Regions from separate parts of the Homo sapiens genome. Here region 1 is linked to region 2. The links are chromatin loops, found by intact Hi-C in ENCODE. Cell type or tissue: HepG2. All regions are shown on one strand. Each heading gives the region's core, and the rest is flanking DNA. Links, peaks and the distances in the headings are about the cores only. Region 1 has its middle 180 kb from the start of GACAT2. Region 2 overlaps GACAT2 (gastric cancer associated transcript 2).

Region 1 (8,879 bases), core at 3,021-5,520, 190 kb after region 2:
GTTCCTCTGGCCTGCCGTGTGCACAAGCATAATAACAATTGCTTTTGTTTAACGTGTGGATGGAATATTTAATCCATTCCAACCAGGCGTTTGCATCTTGGTATCTGCCTTAATTGCCAAAGTTTGTTTTAAGTCTTTAACTTCTATGATCTTCCAGTAAAATGAAGGTATGGTTTTAGGAAATTACAAAAACCAGTTGGGGCAGTCCATCCTTGCTCTTTAGTGGCCCACAGAATGTTGGACCAACTATGGCATAAAAGCACTACATCCGGGGGCAAGACTCCTGGTTGACACTGGGGTCTTTATCGATATCTCCCCAGATTAAATGGTCCTAGTTTACTAATGCCCAGTCTGAAGAGAGTCAGGAGGGACAGAGGTACTTTTCTGAAGGAGAGAGCTGTCTTTGACTTGACAAGTCCCCACAGGGTATAACAAGGCAAGTATTAAATGCAATAGTTTGAGGTGAAATTGACTTGGTTATGTTAATAACTAGGTGGTCAACAATAGAGTGAGGAAAGAAGAAAGAGTAACAGAATAAATGAAAGAGAATTAAATTGTTCTTAGCTTTAATTTGGTAGGGTTTTCCCCTGGGGCTATGGCCCACAACTCTGGAGGCGGTGGCGCTTTCTTGACTCAGGTGTTATGAGTCCATCCCTTTTTTGCTGTATGAACAGCAGTGTCAGTGGTTAGCAGCACAAGATATGGTCCTTCTCAGGCTGGCTCGAGTTTTTCTTCTTTCCACTCTTTGATGAAAACATGTTCTTCAGGCTGGTGCTGGTTTACCGGAAATTCTAGGGGTGGTACCTGTGCTAAAAGACTTTTAGTTTTGAAGGAAAGGAAAGTGGAAGATACACCAAGTATATAATTTCTAAGAAATTGACCTTTTGTTTTAATTGTAGGGACATCAGCAGTGGACTTTATAGTCCTTGGTGCCTTCTTACTGAGAAATTTCCGTTAGCACCTCTTTTTATTGGTTTTTAGACCAAAGAAAGCCAAACATTTTTATATTTGACAATTTTATATTTTATATTTGACAATGCTTCCTGTATGGTTTTCATACCAGATAAGCTATATTTCACCTTTATATTAGTGTGTTATTAATGTTAAACTTAGTTTTAATAAAACTTTGTAGACATATTTATTCACTTTTTAATGTCTGACCATAAGGTAAGATTTTTATAGACTCTTTAACCTTTTATAATTTCTGTTAAAGAGCGGGTTAGTGCTTTAAGAAAAACCTGTTGAGCTTTTATTTTAATGTCCAGTTCACAGAAAAACTGGATGATACCTCTTTAACTTTAACCAATATGTTTACACACAGAATTTCCTTTACAATTAATGTTTCAAAACTTGCTAAAACCTTTAAAACAAAATATTTTTTTAAAGTTTTTAATGTAGGTAAAAATCCACATTCTTATGCCTCCTTATAATCCTTTTACCAAAGGTATATTTTACTTACCTTATTCACCTTGCACATAAACTACTTCTTCAATATTTTTACATTGAGGAGGCCTAATTACTTTTAAATTCTACAACATTTCTTGCATAAATTCCCTTTATAACTTTTTTTTTCATGATTTTCACAGACAATTCTTTGACACGCCTCAACTTTGTGACTTGTTGCAAACATCCTTTTCTTTAAACAACCAGTTAATTTATTTTAGGATAAGAATTTACCATATAACATTATTTTTACATAAATTCTCCCCCCCACCCCACACCCCCACTTTTTTCCCCCTAAAGATGATAACCATTCTTTTCCAAAGCGAACTTCCTTCCTGTCTGTGGACTAGACTGCCTAAGGCCATAAGATTTGAAGTTAGGATAATACATGTTACACTGTTAACTTTGAGCAAACTTTACTTTTGTTGAAAACCTTGTAAGTTTTGGATTTCAATTATCCTTTGCTGTTAATAAGACTTTGTTTAGTCCAAATTTAGAATTGGTATAGATGGTTCTTTCCTGGTTCTGTAAGTACTTTAAGGCTTGGCTGAGTGGAAACAGCTCAAACCTTGGAGTAGACCAATTATCAGGCAATTTTCCTAACTCTGCTTTTACAAGAGTTTCCCTATCAATTACTGAATACCTATTGTGTCTTTTTCCCTCAGTCACCCACCCGGGAGGAACCATCTGTCCTCCCGGGAACTGTCCTAAAGGGAGTTCCTCCTAGGTCTGGTCAGACCTTTGTATGGTAATTAATTAAGATTTAGATCCCCTGTTAGGAAACCTGCTGGGTTAAGGGAATTATCAGTGGCTAATGTTAAATCATCTTTTTCTAACAGAATAGTCCCATACTTCAAGATTTTTGAGTTAGTAAGCTACATTTTTGCTTTTTTTTTTTTTTTTTTTTTGACTTAGGATGGTTCTGAACTGGGGAGTTGTGCTCACAATGAGGTTTCCTCTAAAAGCTATTTTTCTACTTTCTTCTGCTAGCAAAGCAGTTGCAGCTACAGATTAAATGCATTTGGGCCATCCACAAGTTACTGGGTTAATGATTTTTGATAGGAAGGCCTCAGTGCTTTCCGGCTATGCCCTTGTTTATACTGACAACAAGGTAGTATTGGGGTGTTATAAGCTCATGGAGAAGACCTTCAATTATCAATTACAGGTTTTAAATTTACCCTGGCTTTTAAAGGAATAGGTTACACTGTTTTCTCTTTACTACTTCTCTCTTTCTCTCTTTGACTTTCTGTCTCTTTCTCTTTCTTTGACCCCCTCTTTGTCTCTCTGTCTCTTCCTCTCTCTCTCTGCCTATCTCTCTCTTTGACTCCCTCTTTGTCTTTCTGTCTCTTCCTCTCTCTCCGCCTCTCTTTCTGTCTCTCTCTTTCTTTCTGCTCTCTCTTTCTCTTTCCCCTCTCTTTCTCTCTTTCCTCTCTACTGTTCTTTCCCTGCCTCTGCCAGCTGCTTATGCTGCTGTTCTCCTCTCTCCTTCCCTTTCCCCTAGGGGAAGGACCTGCAGTAGTGGAGCTACTCTTTCTTCCCCTAAAAAGAGGACACCCAAGATGGACATTAACTCAACCCAAGTTTACAACTGAGGTCCTAAGAATTGCTCAATTTGGTCTGCCACACCGTAAGGGTCACCTAGTAGCAGTTTAAGCTCCTTTTTAAAAAAAATTCTGGACTTCTGAACTGGTTAGGGGAGTATTTACAAAGCCAATGGCCACCCCCTCCTTGTGGTACCTCTTTCAAAGCGAAGAGCACTGGGGCTGACCTCTTAGGTACCAAGGGAAATGGGAAATCCTGAATATCTTTTTTACATTGTTCTACCTCATGCTGGAGTCCTTTTAGAGAGGGGTATTTAGGTTGGGAGAGAACAGGCTGATGGGATGGTAATTCCCAAGAGTCAGGGTTATAAGGAGGAGGGATAATGTGAGTAGAGGAGGAATTTGGAATGGGATCTGAGGCAGCAGTGGCTGTCTGAGGGGAAAAATTGGGGACACTGAATGGGGGAAGATAGTCTAGGGGATCCCATGTGCTGGAATTTTTAGGCATGAGAGCTGGCTCCTCTGACTTTTCATTTTGAGGTGCCAGATTGGGTTCTTCCCTATTTGTTTTTAAGGGAAAAAGGAGGGCAGGTCCTTGCCTCCATAGCCTAGTTCTTCTTGAGACACTGGACTTCTATCATTAACATATCAGATTAGAAACTGACACATTGCATCCTCATTCGACCTAAACTTCGGCCAGAAGATTGAGGGTTTGAGGATGGGTCCCTGAGTCCAAAGAAAACAGCAATATTTTATCATTTGTTGCTTTTTCCTATGTTTAGTCCTTTCATTAGCCTTCCAGTGTTTTAGCATGAGACCTAGGGGGCTATCCAGAGTGATATCTTTGTTACCATCTTTATCCTCCTTGCTCCCTCTCTTGCTTGGTGTATTTCCCATCTTGATGGTTTTGGGGTAAGGTTCAAGGTTCAATTTCCCCTACTGGAAATTTCTCACCTTTTGGGGTGAGGCTCAGTTTCCCCACTGGAAATTTCTTGTGTTTTGGGGTGAGGCTCAATTTCCCCACTGGAAATTTCTTGTGTTTTGGGGTGAGGCTCAATTTCCTCACTGGAAATTTCTTGCCTTTTGGGATAAGGCTCAATTTCCCCACTGGAAAGTTCTTGCCTTTATTTTTTTTTCCATGTTGCTGAGAGCTTGGGTTATTCCCATACTGAGGAATCATTTCTCACCCCTGAGGCTGCCACAAGGGGGCGGGGCGCGCCTCCTCACGAGACAGAACCAGAGACCATCCCAAGAGGGGAATGCAATCATGGGCGAGCCCCCAAATTGTTATATATAAAGTTTCAATGCCACAAAAGAAATAGCACTCAAATATAAAATTTTAATTCTCAGCGAGGCAAGTTACTTCTATAGAAGGGTGCACCCTTATAGATGGAGCAATGGTGAGCACACACTTGGACAAGGGAGGGGAAGAGGTTCTTATCCCTGACGCACGTGGCACCTGCTGCTGTGTCGTTCCCCTATTGGCTAGGGTTAGACTGCACAGGCTAAAATAATTCCGATTGGCTAATTTAAAGAGGGTGAGGGGGTGGGTGTTTTGGCAGGAAAAAATGGTTAAGCAGGGTGAAGAACGAGTCAGGGCGGAGCAGGTAGCAGGTAATCTGAATAAGTTAGAGTGGAGCAGGTGATTGGAATGAGTCAGAGTGGAGTAGATAATCAGAATGAGTCAGGGTGGAGTAAGTAATCGAAAAAAGTTGCTTTACGAGGAAGTTAAGTTTAAAAGTAGAAGGCAAAGAATTAAACATACTGACATGCTGATTCTTTGAAGAGAAAATTAGAACTTATATCTAACACTAACGTAGTTTTCTATTGAAGAACAACTTTCATGGCCTTTAAATCTTAATGTATATAAAATTTTTTATTTATTTTTTATTTTTTTAGAGACAAAGGCTTGCTGTGTCATCCAGGCTGGAGTTCAGTTGCTTGATCATAGCTTACCACAGCCTTGAACTCCTGGGCTCAAGTGATCCTTGTGCTTCAGCCTCTTGAGTAGCTGGGACTACAGGCTACACACCCGGCTAATTTTCTCATTTTTTTTTTTTTGTAGAGACAGGGTCTTACTATTTCACCCAGGCTGGTCTCAAACTCCTGGCCTCAAGTGATTCTTTCACCTTGGCTTCCCAAAGGAGGTATAAAAATTAAATAAGATGGGCTGGACACAGTGGCTCACACCTGTAATCCCAGCACCTTGGGAGGCCAAGGCAGGCAGATCACTTGAGGTCAGGAGTTTGAGACCAGCCTGACCAACATGGCAAAACCCCATCTCTACTAAAAATACAAAATTAGCCAGGCATGGTGGTGCATGCCTGTAATCCCAGCTACTCAGGAGACTGAGGCAGGGAATTGCTTGAACCTGGAAGGCAGAGGTTGCAGTGAGCCGAGATCGTGCCTTTGCACTCCAGCCTGGGCGATAAGAGTGAAACTTCATCTCAAAAAATAAATAAATAAGATGGAAAGATAGGATAAGGCAGGCATTTTGACACATGAAGCCTGATGCATATCTTCTTTATTATTATTATTATCATCATCATTATACTTTAAGTTCTAGGGCATGTGTGCACAACGTGCAGGTTTGTTACATATGTATACATGTGCCATGTTTGTGTGCTTTACCTGTTAACTCGTCATTTACATTAGGTATATCTCTTAATGCTATCCCTCCCCCCTCCCCCCACTCCACGATAGGCCCTGGTGTATGACATTCCCCACCCTGCGTCCAAGTGTTCTCATTGTTCAAATCCCACCTATGAGTGAGAACATGCGGTGTTTGGTTTTCTGTCCTTGCAATAGTTTGCTCAGAATGATGGTTTCCAGCTTCATCCATGTCCCTACAAAGGACATGAACTCATCCTTTTTTATGGCTGCATAGTATTCCATGGTGTATATGTGCCACATTTTCTTAATCCAGTCTATCGTTGTTGGACATTTGGGTTGGTTCAAGTCTTTGCTACTGTGAATAGTGCCGCAATAAACATACGTGTGCATGTGTCTTTATAGCAGCATGATTTATAATCCTTTGGGTATATATCCAGTAATGGGATGGCTGGGTCAAATGGTATTTCTAATTCTAGATCCTTGAGGAATTGCCACACTGTCTTCCACAATGGTTGAACTAGTTTACAGTCCCACCAACAGTGTAAAAGTGTTCCTATTTCTCCACATCCTCTCCAGCACCTGTTGTTTCTGGACTTTTTAATGATCGCCATTTGAACTGGTATGTGATGGTATCTCACAGTGGTTTTGATTTGCATTTCTCTGATGGCCAGTGATGAGGAACATTTTTTCATGTGTCTCTTGGCTGCATAAATGTCTTCTTTTGAGAAGTGTCTGTTCATATCCTTCACCCACTTGTTGATGGGGTTGTTTGTTTTTTTCTTGTAAATTTGTTTAAATTCTTTGTAGATTCTGGATATTCGCCCTTTGTCAGATGGGTAGATTGTAAAAATTTTCTCCCATTCTGTAGGTTGCCTGTTCACTCTGAAGGTAGTTTCTTTTGCTGTGCAGAAGCTCTTTAGTTTAATTAGATCCCATTTGTCAATTTTGGCTTTTGTTGCCATTGCTTTTGGTGTTTTAGTCATGAAGTCCTTATCCATGCCTATGTCCTGAATGGTATTGCCTAGGTTTTCTTCTAGGGTTTTTATGGTTTTAGGTCTAACATTTAAGTCTTTAATCCATCTTGAATTAATTTTTGTATAAGGTGTAAGGAAGGGATCCAGTTTCAGCTTTCTACATATGGCTAGCCAGCTTTCCCAGCACCATGTATTAAATAGGGAATCCTTTCCCCATTTCTTGTTTTTGTCACGTATGTCAAAGTCCAGATGGTTGTAGATGTGTGGTATTATTTTCAAGGGCTCTATTCTGTTCCATTTGTCAATATCTCTATTTTGGTACCAGTACCATGCTGTTTTGGTACCAGTACCATGCTGTTTTGGTTACTGTAGCCTTGTAGTATAGTTTGAAATCAGGTAGCATGATGCCTCCAGCTTTGTTCTTTTGGCTTAGGACTGACTTGGTAATGTGAGCTCTTTTTTGGTTCCATATGAACTTTAAAGTAGTTTTTTCCAATTCTGTGAAGAAAGTCATTGGTAGCTTGATGGGGATGTCATTGAATCTATAAATCACCTTGGGCAGTATGGCCATTTTCACAATATTGATTCTTCCTATCTGTGAGCATGGAATGTTCTTCCATTTGTTTGTGCCCTCTTTTATTTTGTTGAGCAGTAGTTTGTTGTTCTCCTTGAAGAGGTCCTTCACATCCCTTGTAAGTTGGATTCCTAGGTATTTTATTCTCTTTGAAGCAATTGTGAATGGGACTTCACTCATGATTTGACTCTCTGTTTGTCTGTTATTGGTGTACAGGAATGCTTGTGATTTTTGCACATTGATTTTGTATCCTGAGACTTTGCTGAAGTTGCTTATCAGCTTAAGGAGATCTTGGACTGAGATGATGGGGTTTTCTAAATATACAATCATGTCATCTGCAAACAGGGACAATTTGACTTTCTCTTTTCCTAATTGAATACCCTTTCTTTCTTTCTCTTGCCTGATTGCCCTGGCCAGAACTTCCAACACTATGTCGAATAGGAGTGGTGAGAGAGGGCATCCCTGTCTTGTGCCAGTTTTCAAAGGGAGCACTTCCAGTTTTTGCCCATTCAGTATGATATTGGCTGTGGGTTTGTCATAAATAGCTCTCATTATTTTGAGATAAGTCCCATGAATACCTAGTTTATTGAGAGTTTTTAGCCTGAAGAGCTGTTGAAATTTGTCAAAAGCCTTTTCTGCATCTATTGAGATAATCATGTGGTTTTTGTCTTTGGTTCTGTTTATATGATGGATTACGTTTATTGATTTGTGTATGTTGAACCAGCCTTGCATCCCAGGGATGAAGCCAACTTGATCATGGTGGATAAGCTTTATGATGTGCTGCTGGATTCAGTTTGCCAGTATTTTATTGAGGATTTTTGTATCGATGTTCGTCAGGGATATTGGTCTAAAATTCTCTTTTTTTGTTGTGTCTCTGCCAGGCTTTGGTATCAGGATGACGTTGACCTCATAAAAAGAATTAGGGAGGATTCCCTCTTTTCCTGTTGATTGAAATAGTTTCAGAAGGAATGGTACCAGCTCCTCCTTGTATCTCTGGTAGAATTCAGCTTTGAATCCGCCTGGTCTTGGACTTTTTTTGGTTGATAGGCTATTAATTATTGCCTCAATTTTAGAACCTTTTATTGGTCTATTCAGGGATTCAACTTCTTCCTGGTTTAGTCTTGGGAGGGTGTATGTGTCAAGGAATTTATCCATTTCTTCTAGATTTTCTAGTTTATTTGCGTATAGGTGTTTATAGCATTCTCTGATGGTAGTTAGTATTTCTGTGAGATCGGTGGTGATATCCCCTTTATCATTTTTTATTGCATCTATTTGATTCTTCTCTCTTTTCTTCTTTATTAGGCCATTAGCAAGCTAGAGGCCTATCAATTTTGTTGATCTTTTCAAAAAACCAGCTCCTGGATTCATTGATTTTTTGAAGGTTTTTTGTGTCTCTATTTCCTTCAGTTCTGCTCTGATCTTAGTTATTTCTTGCCTTCTGCTAGCTTTTGAATGTGTTTGCTCTTGCTTCTCTAGTTCTTTTAATTGTGATGTTAGGGTGTCAATTTTAGATCTTTCATACTTTCTCTTGTGGGCATTCAGTACTATAAATTTCCATCTACACACTGCTTTAAATGTGCCCCAGAGATTCTGGTATGTTGTGTCTTTGTTCTCATTGGTTTCAAAGAACATCTTTTTTCCTGCCTTCATTTCGTTATGTACCCAGTAGTCATTCAGGAGCAGGTTGTTCAGTTTCCATGTAGTTGAGTGGTTTTGATTGAGTTTCTTAATCCT
Region 2 (8,879 bases), core at 2,646-5,145:
CACCCAGGATCTAAGGGCTCTTTCTGCTCTCAGATTCTTAGATCCTGTGAGATATATTATATATACACATATGTATTATATCATATATATTATATTTTATATGTTATTATATATATATAATTTTTTCTTTATTTACAGGCATACCTCATTTTATTGTGCTTTGTTTTATCGCACTTTGTAGATATTGTGTTTTTTACAAATTGAGGCTTTGTGGCAACCCAGCATCGAGTGCGTCTACTGGCACTACTTTTCCAACAGCATGTGTCACTGTGTCCCATTGTGGTAATTCTCACAATACTTCACAATTTATCCTGACTATTATGACCATTATCTGTCATGGTGATCTTTGATCAGTGATCTTTGATATTACTATTGTCATTGTTTTGGGGTGCACTCATATGAGATGACAGACTTAATTGATCAATGTTGTGTGTGTTCTGACTGCTCTGTGGGCAATATTTAAAGGAGGGAATACAAAATTTACTTATTCCAAATCCACAGTATTGAAAAACACAAAACCATGGCTAACACTCAACATTCTACCCCAATAAGGTCATCAGGAATATGTAGAACTAACTGGGATATTGTGAAACATGTATTTGGTTTTCCTCCCCCTCTCCTGGTATATAGCTCCTAAAATCCTTGGACTCTTCAAAGTGATAAATGCCTTTCTGTAGCTTCAGGATGGGGGCTGTCACTGGAAAAACCAAGACAGGATTATGGAGTTGGGACTTTCAACCCCACCTCCCAATCTCCGGGGAGCGGGGAAGGGCTGAAGGTTAAGTTGATCAGCAATGGCCAATGGTTTAATCACTCATGCCTACTTAATGAAGCCTCCATAAAAACCCAAAAGGACTGGGTTCAGGGAGCTTCTGGATCGCTGAACTCGTGGAGGTTCCTGGAGGCTGGTATGCCCATGGAAGCTCCATGTCGCTTTCCCCATACTTCACCCTATGCATCTTTTCTTCTGTGTCCTTTATAATATCCTTTATAACAGTAAACATGTTTCCCTGGGTTCTGTGAGCTGCTCCAGCAAATCAATCAAACCCAAGAACAGGGTCATGGGAATTCTGATTCATAGCCAGATTGGAAGCACAGGTCACAGCCTGGGGCTTTTGATGAGCATCAGAAGTATGGTGGGTGGCCTTATGGGGCTGGGGCCTCAACCTCTGTAATCTGAGGCCATCTCTAGGTGGACAGTGTCAGAATTGAATTGAACTAGAGGACACCCAGCTGATGTCCACTGCAGAATTAATTGCTTGTTTGCTGGGGAAAAATCCCTGCACATTTGGCATCAGAATTGTGTTGTGAGGGTAGAGTGGGAGGCAACTGAGTTTGCTTTTTTGGCTCACCAACATCTGTTATATTAATTCCATCATATTAACCTTCCTAATTATGCTATTCTATTAAGATTAGTTAACATCCTTTGAGTATATTTTGTCTGAGAATGAACAGAGGTGATGATATGGTTTAGATGTTTCGTCCCCTCCAAATGTCACATTAAATGGTGACCTCCAGTGTTGGAAGTGGGCCTGGGGGGGGGTGTTTGGATCATGGGGGGGGATTCTTCATGCGTGGCTTAGCACCATTCCCTCAGTGATGAGTGAGTTCTCGCTCTGAGTTCACACGAGATCTGGTTATTTAGAAGTGTGTGGCACCTCCCCCAACTCTTGTTCCCACGCTCACCACGTGGCGCCTGCTCCCTGTCACCTTAAAGCGTTATTGGAAGCTCCCTGAGGCCCTCACCAGAAGCAGATGCCGGAGCCAGGCTGGCGTAGCCTGCAGAACCATAAGCCAATTAAACCTCTTATCTTTATAAATTACCCAGCCTCAGGTTATTTCTTTATGGTGACACAAAAATGGCTGAACACAGGCGACCTAAAGTTTGTTGTGAATAATGCCATACTGAGAATTATTAGGTTGGTGCAAAAGCAATTGTGGTTTTTGCCATTAAAAGTAATGTAAAAAGGGTGGGGCACAGTGGCTCACGCCTGTAATCCCAGCACTTTGGGAGGCTGAGGGGGGGTGGATCACCTGAGGTCAGGAGTTTGAGACCAGCCTGGCCAACGTGGAGAAACCCTGTCTCTACTAAAAATACAAAAAATTAGCCAGGCATGGTGGCGCGCACCTGTAATCCCAGCTACTCAGGAGGCTGAGGCAGGAGAATCACTTGAACCTAGGGGGCGGAGGATGCAATGGGCCAATATCATGACACTGCACTCCAGCCCGGGCGACAAGAGCGAAACTCCATTTCAAAAAAAAAGTAATGTAAAAAGTAATAAAAATAACACTTTTAAGTCAACCTTACTCAGATTCATAAAGCTGGGAATAATATTAAAGCTTATTTAAATTCCACTCCTTAATTTTATAGACAAGGCCTCTAAGGCCCAGGAAGACTGAGCCTATTTTGTGCAAGGTCACTAAACAAATCATTGTGTCCAGGCATAGAACCCACATTGTTCTATCTCTTCATTGGTAAAGTATGCCTGACAATAATTTTACACAGGAATAATATTTAAAATGTTTATTTCATAAGCACTGTTATTTGCTGCTATGGAACCTTCTGTAAATCCATGGTTCTATTTTTGCTTTCCATGTAAACATACCCTTATTTTGTATGTAAAGATGAGCTTAGAGTTGGGCTGGAAAGCCAGACTTCCTTCCAGACAGCAGGAGGAAATGGGAACAGGCATCCTCTATTTCAAATCTCTACTTCTGTTTCGACAGGTAATAATGTTGCCAGATGCCAGGGGTTCGGGCCAGGTCCAGTTGTCACTGTAGAGAAAGCCAATCACTGAGATGATGAGTATTGCTGGGGAAGAAAGGCTTTAATGCAGGTGACATCAGCTGGGACATGGGAGACCAGTCTCAAATCTATCTCCCTAACTATCTAAAGTTAGGGGTTTATATAGCAGGGGGTTAGAGAGAGGTAAAGAAGAGGAATTGGTCAACAGGCAGCAGGTGCATCTCATGACTGGATGCCATCATCTGAAAAGTTTCAGTTCCCTGATACTATCTGGGAGCCCTGATGGTTGGTTTCCCGAGAAAGAAACTCAGACAAAACAAATATAAGTTCCTCAGGCTTCAGTTCTATGGGAAAATCAAGCCAGGTTCAGCAACTCTGTAGGTAGAGAAATCAGCAATGGTGAATTATGATAAGAGCAAACATGGTGAGATGTAGAATGTTCTCAATTAACCCATTAATTTCTCTTAAATTTTTTGGAAACACATGCTGCTGACCAGGAAAGGTAGAGAACTTTGATTAGTTTTCCTTACATAACAACGTATTTTTCCTGTGCAACAAGCTTAGAATCCCAGGATAATTTTTGAAAGTTTAGCAGTTATGTTTTAAGAGAAAAAGAGTTCAAATGTTCAATTTCAAGGCAATATGCCAAAAGGTTGCAAACATGTAGCAAACATGCCAAAAGGTTGTATAAGGGAATTCTGCCTCCTCTGATGAAAGAAGATTCTTAGAACCACCTGGAGGCTGTTTTAAATTATACATACACCCATCACCGTGGGGCTGACCATTCCATAATAGATTCTATTTTATCCCAGTGGGGAAGGGTGCCATCCCAAAAGCCACCACAAGGGGGCACCCTCCGGGACATCGCGGCTCTCTCGGGGCAGGAGCTGTCTCTTTCTCAACCCTGCCAGCCCCAGAGCCCCACCTGCTTTTTTTTTTTTTTTTTTTACAAATGCCATTTAATTTCTTTTTTTTTTTTGCTAGAACAGTTTTGCTTTTATTAAACTATTTAATAAGACATATTTTAAAAGTAAATCAAATTTGGCTATAAATACTTTATATTTAAAAATTAAAATTCTTGAATTATACCCTGTATTTTGCCTTTTTTTCTCATGTAACTATTTTAATGAGGTATCATTCACGTACCATAAAATTTAACTTTTTAAAAGATACAATTCAGTGTGTCTTAGTATATTCACAAAGTTATACAACTATCATCATTATGTAATTCCAGAACACTTTTCTCACCCCAAAAAGAAACCCTGTACCCATTAGCAGCAGTCACTCCCATTCCTCCTTCCCTCAGCCCTTGGCAACTACTAATCTACTTTCTGTCTTTATGGAATTGCTAATTCTGGACATTTTATACAAATGTAATCATGTACTATGTGGCCTTTTGTGGCTGGTTTCTTTCATTTAGTATAGTTTTCAAGGTCCATCCATATTGGATCATGTATCAGTACTTCATTGCTTTTTGTGGCTGGATAATATTTCATTTATTAATATACCACGTTTTGCTTATCCATTCATCTACTGATGGGCATGTGTATTGGAATACTACTATGAACATCTATGTACAAGTTTTTCTGTGTATATATCTTTTTTTTTTTTTTTTTGAGACGGAGTCTCGCTCCGTCGCCCAGGGTGGAGTGCAGTGGCGCAATCCCGGCTCACTGCAAGCTCCGCCCGCCAGGTTCACGCCATTCTCCTGCCTCAGCCTCCCAAGTAGCTGGGACCACAGGCGCCCCCCACCACGCCCGGCTAATTTTTCGTACTCTTAGTAGAGACGGGGTTCCACCGTATCAGCCAGGACGGCCTCGATCTTCTGACCCCGCGATCCACCCGCCTCGGCCTCCCAAAGTGCTGGGACCACAGGCCTGAGCCACCGCGCCCGGCCTGTATATATCTTTTTAATTGTCTTGGGTATACACCTAAGAGTAGAATTGCTGTGTCATATGGTAAATCTCTGAGGAATAGCCAACTTTCCAAAGTGTCTGCACCATTTTACATTCCCATCCACAGTGTATGAGGGTTCTAATTTTTCCACATACTTGCCAACATTTGTTATTGTTCATCTTTTTTTATTTTAGCCATCCTAATGGGTGTGACTTCTATTTGCATTTCTCTAATGACCAATGAAGTTGAGTACATTTTCATATGCTCATTGGTGATTTATATATCTTCTTTGAAGAAATGTCTATTCAAATCCTTTGAACATTTTAAAATTGTGTTACTTGTCTTTTTATTGCTGAGTTGCAAGGGTTCTTTATATATTCTGGACACCAGTTTTGTAGCCATTTAATTTCTTGAAATGAGAATCACTACTTGTGGTTGTCACTCCCCTAACCGTATATTTTTAAAAACTGATATACTTCTCTAATGGTAATACAAAAAAGAAATAATAAGAAACCAACTTATAACAAAATAATATCTATTTCAATATATAAAGCTTAGGTACATATATACTACAAAATATATAATGAAGTAGTCAGATGCTCTACATAGAAGCAACTGCTAAAACACGGACAAATACAGGTGGGTTCTATTCATGACTCCAGTCCCTTGAGTGGCACTCCCTCAATGCAATGATCAAAGATAAAAAATGCATTGAAAATCTCCAAATAAAATGCAGTCTTTATTTTATTTTTATTTTCTTTGTGTTGTTTTGAAACAGACTCTCCCTTTCTCACCCAGTGCAGTGGTGCGATCTCGGCTCACTGCAACCTCCACCTCCTGGGTTCAAGTGATTCTCCTGCCTCACCCTCCCGAGTAGCTGGAATTACAGGCATGTGCCACCACATCCGGCTAATTTGTTGTATTTTCAGTAGAGATGGGGTTTCGCTATGTTAGGCAGGCTGGTCTCAAACTCCTGACCTCAAATGATCCACTGCCCTCGGCCTCCCAAAGTGCTGGGATTATAGGCGTGAGCCACTGTGCCCAGCCCAGTCTTGATTTCTACTGTGGTTTCATTCCTAAAAAAAAATTCAGTTGATGGTAAAACAACCCTAAAAACATACTGCTTTAGTATACATATATCAAAACAACACGGTGTACTCTGTCAATGTAATTATGATAATTATGATTTGTCAATTAATAGTTATATTAACTTTTAAAAAATATTTTAAAAACTTAAAAAATACTGCTTTATATGTAAAAGTATTGTGTTTATGTGTAAAACATGTACTTCTAGCCTTAGATAATGATAAACAGATTTTTTTACCCACGTGAATGTTTCAGAGGACTCTTACTTGGAAGTCCTGTAGCAGGAGAGATGACTCTTTTTTTTTTTCTTTTTCTGAGATGGAGTCTCACTCCATCACCCAGGCTGGAGTACAGTGGCGAGATCTCAGCTCACTGCAACCTCTGCCTCCTCGGTTCAAGCGACTCTCCCACCTCAGCCTCCCGAGTAGCTGGAATTACGGGCACATGCCACCATGACAGGCTAATTTTTGTATTTTTAGTAGAGACAGGGTTTCATCATGTTGGCCAGGCTGGTCTCAAACTCCTGGACTCAAGTGATCCACCACCTCAGCCACGCAAAGTGCTAGGATTACAAGTGTGAGTCACCTCATCCCGCCTAGGACGACCCTTCTCTGGGCACACTGCAAGATATCTAGCCCCCCTGACTATTCCCCTTCCCTCACTTAAATGCCAGTAGTGCCCTCCAATCCAGTTGTTATGACAAGAGAAAACACCCCAATATACGTCTAGAATGCTCCCTGTGGGTGCTTCCACCCCCATGAAGAACCACTGGTCAGGAGGGAAAGGGCCTCCTTACACCTTCACCTCTCTACTTCCTCTGGTTCTCATGTCACAGGGAGACTCCCCTGTTCTCCCAGCAGACTCTAGAGCACACCTTAGGTTGGGACTCTCTAGTTCAGATTTAAGTGAGCAAATATCCATCACCCAGCATCTCACATGCATAGAGGTGGGTCATCCCGCACAGTATTGGAAGGAGTTTTGAACAGAAATAGGAAGAACGCACATGACAAGCCATGTGACACTTGGACCTGTGTAGAAACACTAACACATGTGTCTGTGGTCTCAGCTACTTGGCAAGCTGAGGTGGGAGGATCACTGGAGCCCAGGATTTGGAGTCTGCAGTGAGCTATGATTGCACACTCTGCTCCAGCCTGGGTGACCAAGCAAAACCTTGTCTTTTTAAAAAAAAAAAAAAAAAAAAAAGAAGGAAGAGAGAAAAAAGAAACACTAACACAGTGTTTTTCAATGGGAAGTAAGATAATTACTTGCATCAAAAGTATTTGTTAAAAATACAGCCTTCCGGCCGGGCGTAGTGGCTCACACCTGTAATCCCAGCACTTTGGGACTCTGAGGCGTGCGGATCATTTGAGGTCAGGAGTTTGAGACCAGCCTGGCCAACATGGCGAAACCCTGTCTCTACTGAAAATACAAAAAATTAGCTGGGCGTGGTGGCGGATACCTGTAATCTCAGCTACTCAGGAGGCTGAGGCAGAAGAGTCGCTTGAGTCCAGGAGGCGGAGGTTGCAGTGAGCCAAGATCGTTCCACTGCACTTTAGCCTGGGCAACAGAACAAGATTCCACCTCAAAATAATAATAATAATAATAATAATAATAATAATAATAATAATACAGCTTTCTGGGCTCATATCTCTTAAATCAGATCCCTGGGGATGTGGCCAGATAATTTGCATTTTTAACAGTCTCACCAGGAGATTTTAATGACCTCAAGGTTTAAGAGCCTCTTAAGTTATTGTCATTGTCACCACCAATGCCATGCACAGCTGCCAATCTGGACATGAAGCCTTTTTCAGGTCCCATGTGGCATTTTGGCAATCACCCTTGCAAAGAGAGCTGGGAGGTCCCCACAGACCCCAGTGTTGGATGCAGACTCCAGCTTCAACCTTGGCGGGTGGTGGGGAGGCGGGGGGATCAGGCATTATTAGGTTGTCTCTTTTTAAGGTTAACTTTCTTGCAGTGCCCAAAAAGCCACTCACTCTGAAAAATTCCCTCTTCTTTCCATTCTTTTCAAAGAGTATGATTTCATGATTTCTCATGACTTCAACCAGGAATGCTTTCATATTTTAAATGTGCCTTTCTGTTAAAATAAGGGGAAAAACTGGAAGATACACATATGCCTGGGTTTGGACAATGTATTAAAGGTATAGAAATTCTGCATATAATTCTGCCTGGGAGTATAGAGTGAAGTATAGTCCTGAGTAAGTCACATTTTTTTTTTTGTCTATGAGTCAAACCAAGTAAAAAAAGAATTCATTTCTCTTTATATAACTGTATAGACACAGAATAGATTTCTAACTCTCTGAGTGAGAGTTTGGAATCTGAGTGAAAAATCTGGTTTGCTCATATTTTAAGAGTTTTGAAGATTATTTCACTGGTGTTAAATAATGATGATGATTCTGAAGATTATTTCACTGGTGTTAAATGATGATGATGACTTGATAACAATACCTTACCCAAGGCCACACAGACAGCAAATGACTTGGGCAGGATTTGAACCCAGATTTACCTGGTGTCAAAGCCTCAGGTCTTGTCACCATACCACACCGTTCTTGGACAAAGAGGTTGTGAACACAGCCACACAAACATTACTCATCACACCACTGCTGCACGCAGCTCCCTAGGACAGTATTTGGGCCTCTGCAGAGGAATGAGACGATGGGGCCCTGGGCCTTGTGCCAGCATTTACAATCCAGGGTTGCAATGCAGGGAATCAGCCACAGTGAAGCAACCCGGAGATCTGCAAGCACAGGAAGGCACCACCACCCTTGATACGAGGCAGTGGAGGACGAAAAGCTACCAGGAGGAGTAGTCCATCCAGTGATGGCTGGAACCTCAGAAATCCACTCCTCACAGAGACCCAGCCACTGCCAGAGAAGCCGCCTGCAGCAGAGAGAGTAAGAAATAACCTGGTTTCTTCCTTCTGGGTCCACTCCCATCTCCTGACGGCACCTCCACTGGCCAAACCCAATCAGCAAACCCAGCGGCCTGGAAACCCACACTTCCACTCACATCAGAGTAGCAGAGGGGCAAGACTGGATCTGAGGGCACGCAGATGAAAACAGGCACGCCCATGCTGGGTTTTGTTATTTCACAGAATAAGCACTCTATGGTTCCCTTAAATAGTAAATCCTCT

Evidence for each region. Peaks named below come from ENCODE experiments on the same cell type or tissue, not always from the same donor. Only the 100,000 strongest peaks of a DNase experiment are listed, where the experiment ranks them.
Region 1: a loop joins it to region 2, with 6 times the contacts of the local background. A loop is called at or near these places in 7 of 110 quality-filtered maps.

Annotation. Positions count from the first base shown.
Region 1 is chr18:8,878,525-8,887,403 of GRCh38, forward strand. No RefSeq gene overlaps it. Among named protein-coding and RNA genes, the nearest start is that of GACAT2, 180 kb to the left of the region's middle. In HepG2, for the core only: a CTCF peak has its summit at 4,188 (motif pointing right); no DNase peak of the experiment used is centred there.
Region 2 is chr18:8,693,347-8,702,225 of GRCh38, forward strand. It overlaps GACAT2 (gastric cancer associated transcript 2), which reads right to left. Exons shown (of 2, transcript NR_120598.1): 2 at 2,510-2,775. Among named protein-coding and RNA genes, the nearest start is that of MTCL1, 7.8 kb to the right of the region's middle. In HepG2, for the core only: a CTCF peak has its summit at 3,605 (motif pointing right); no DNase peak of the experiment used is centred there.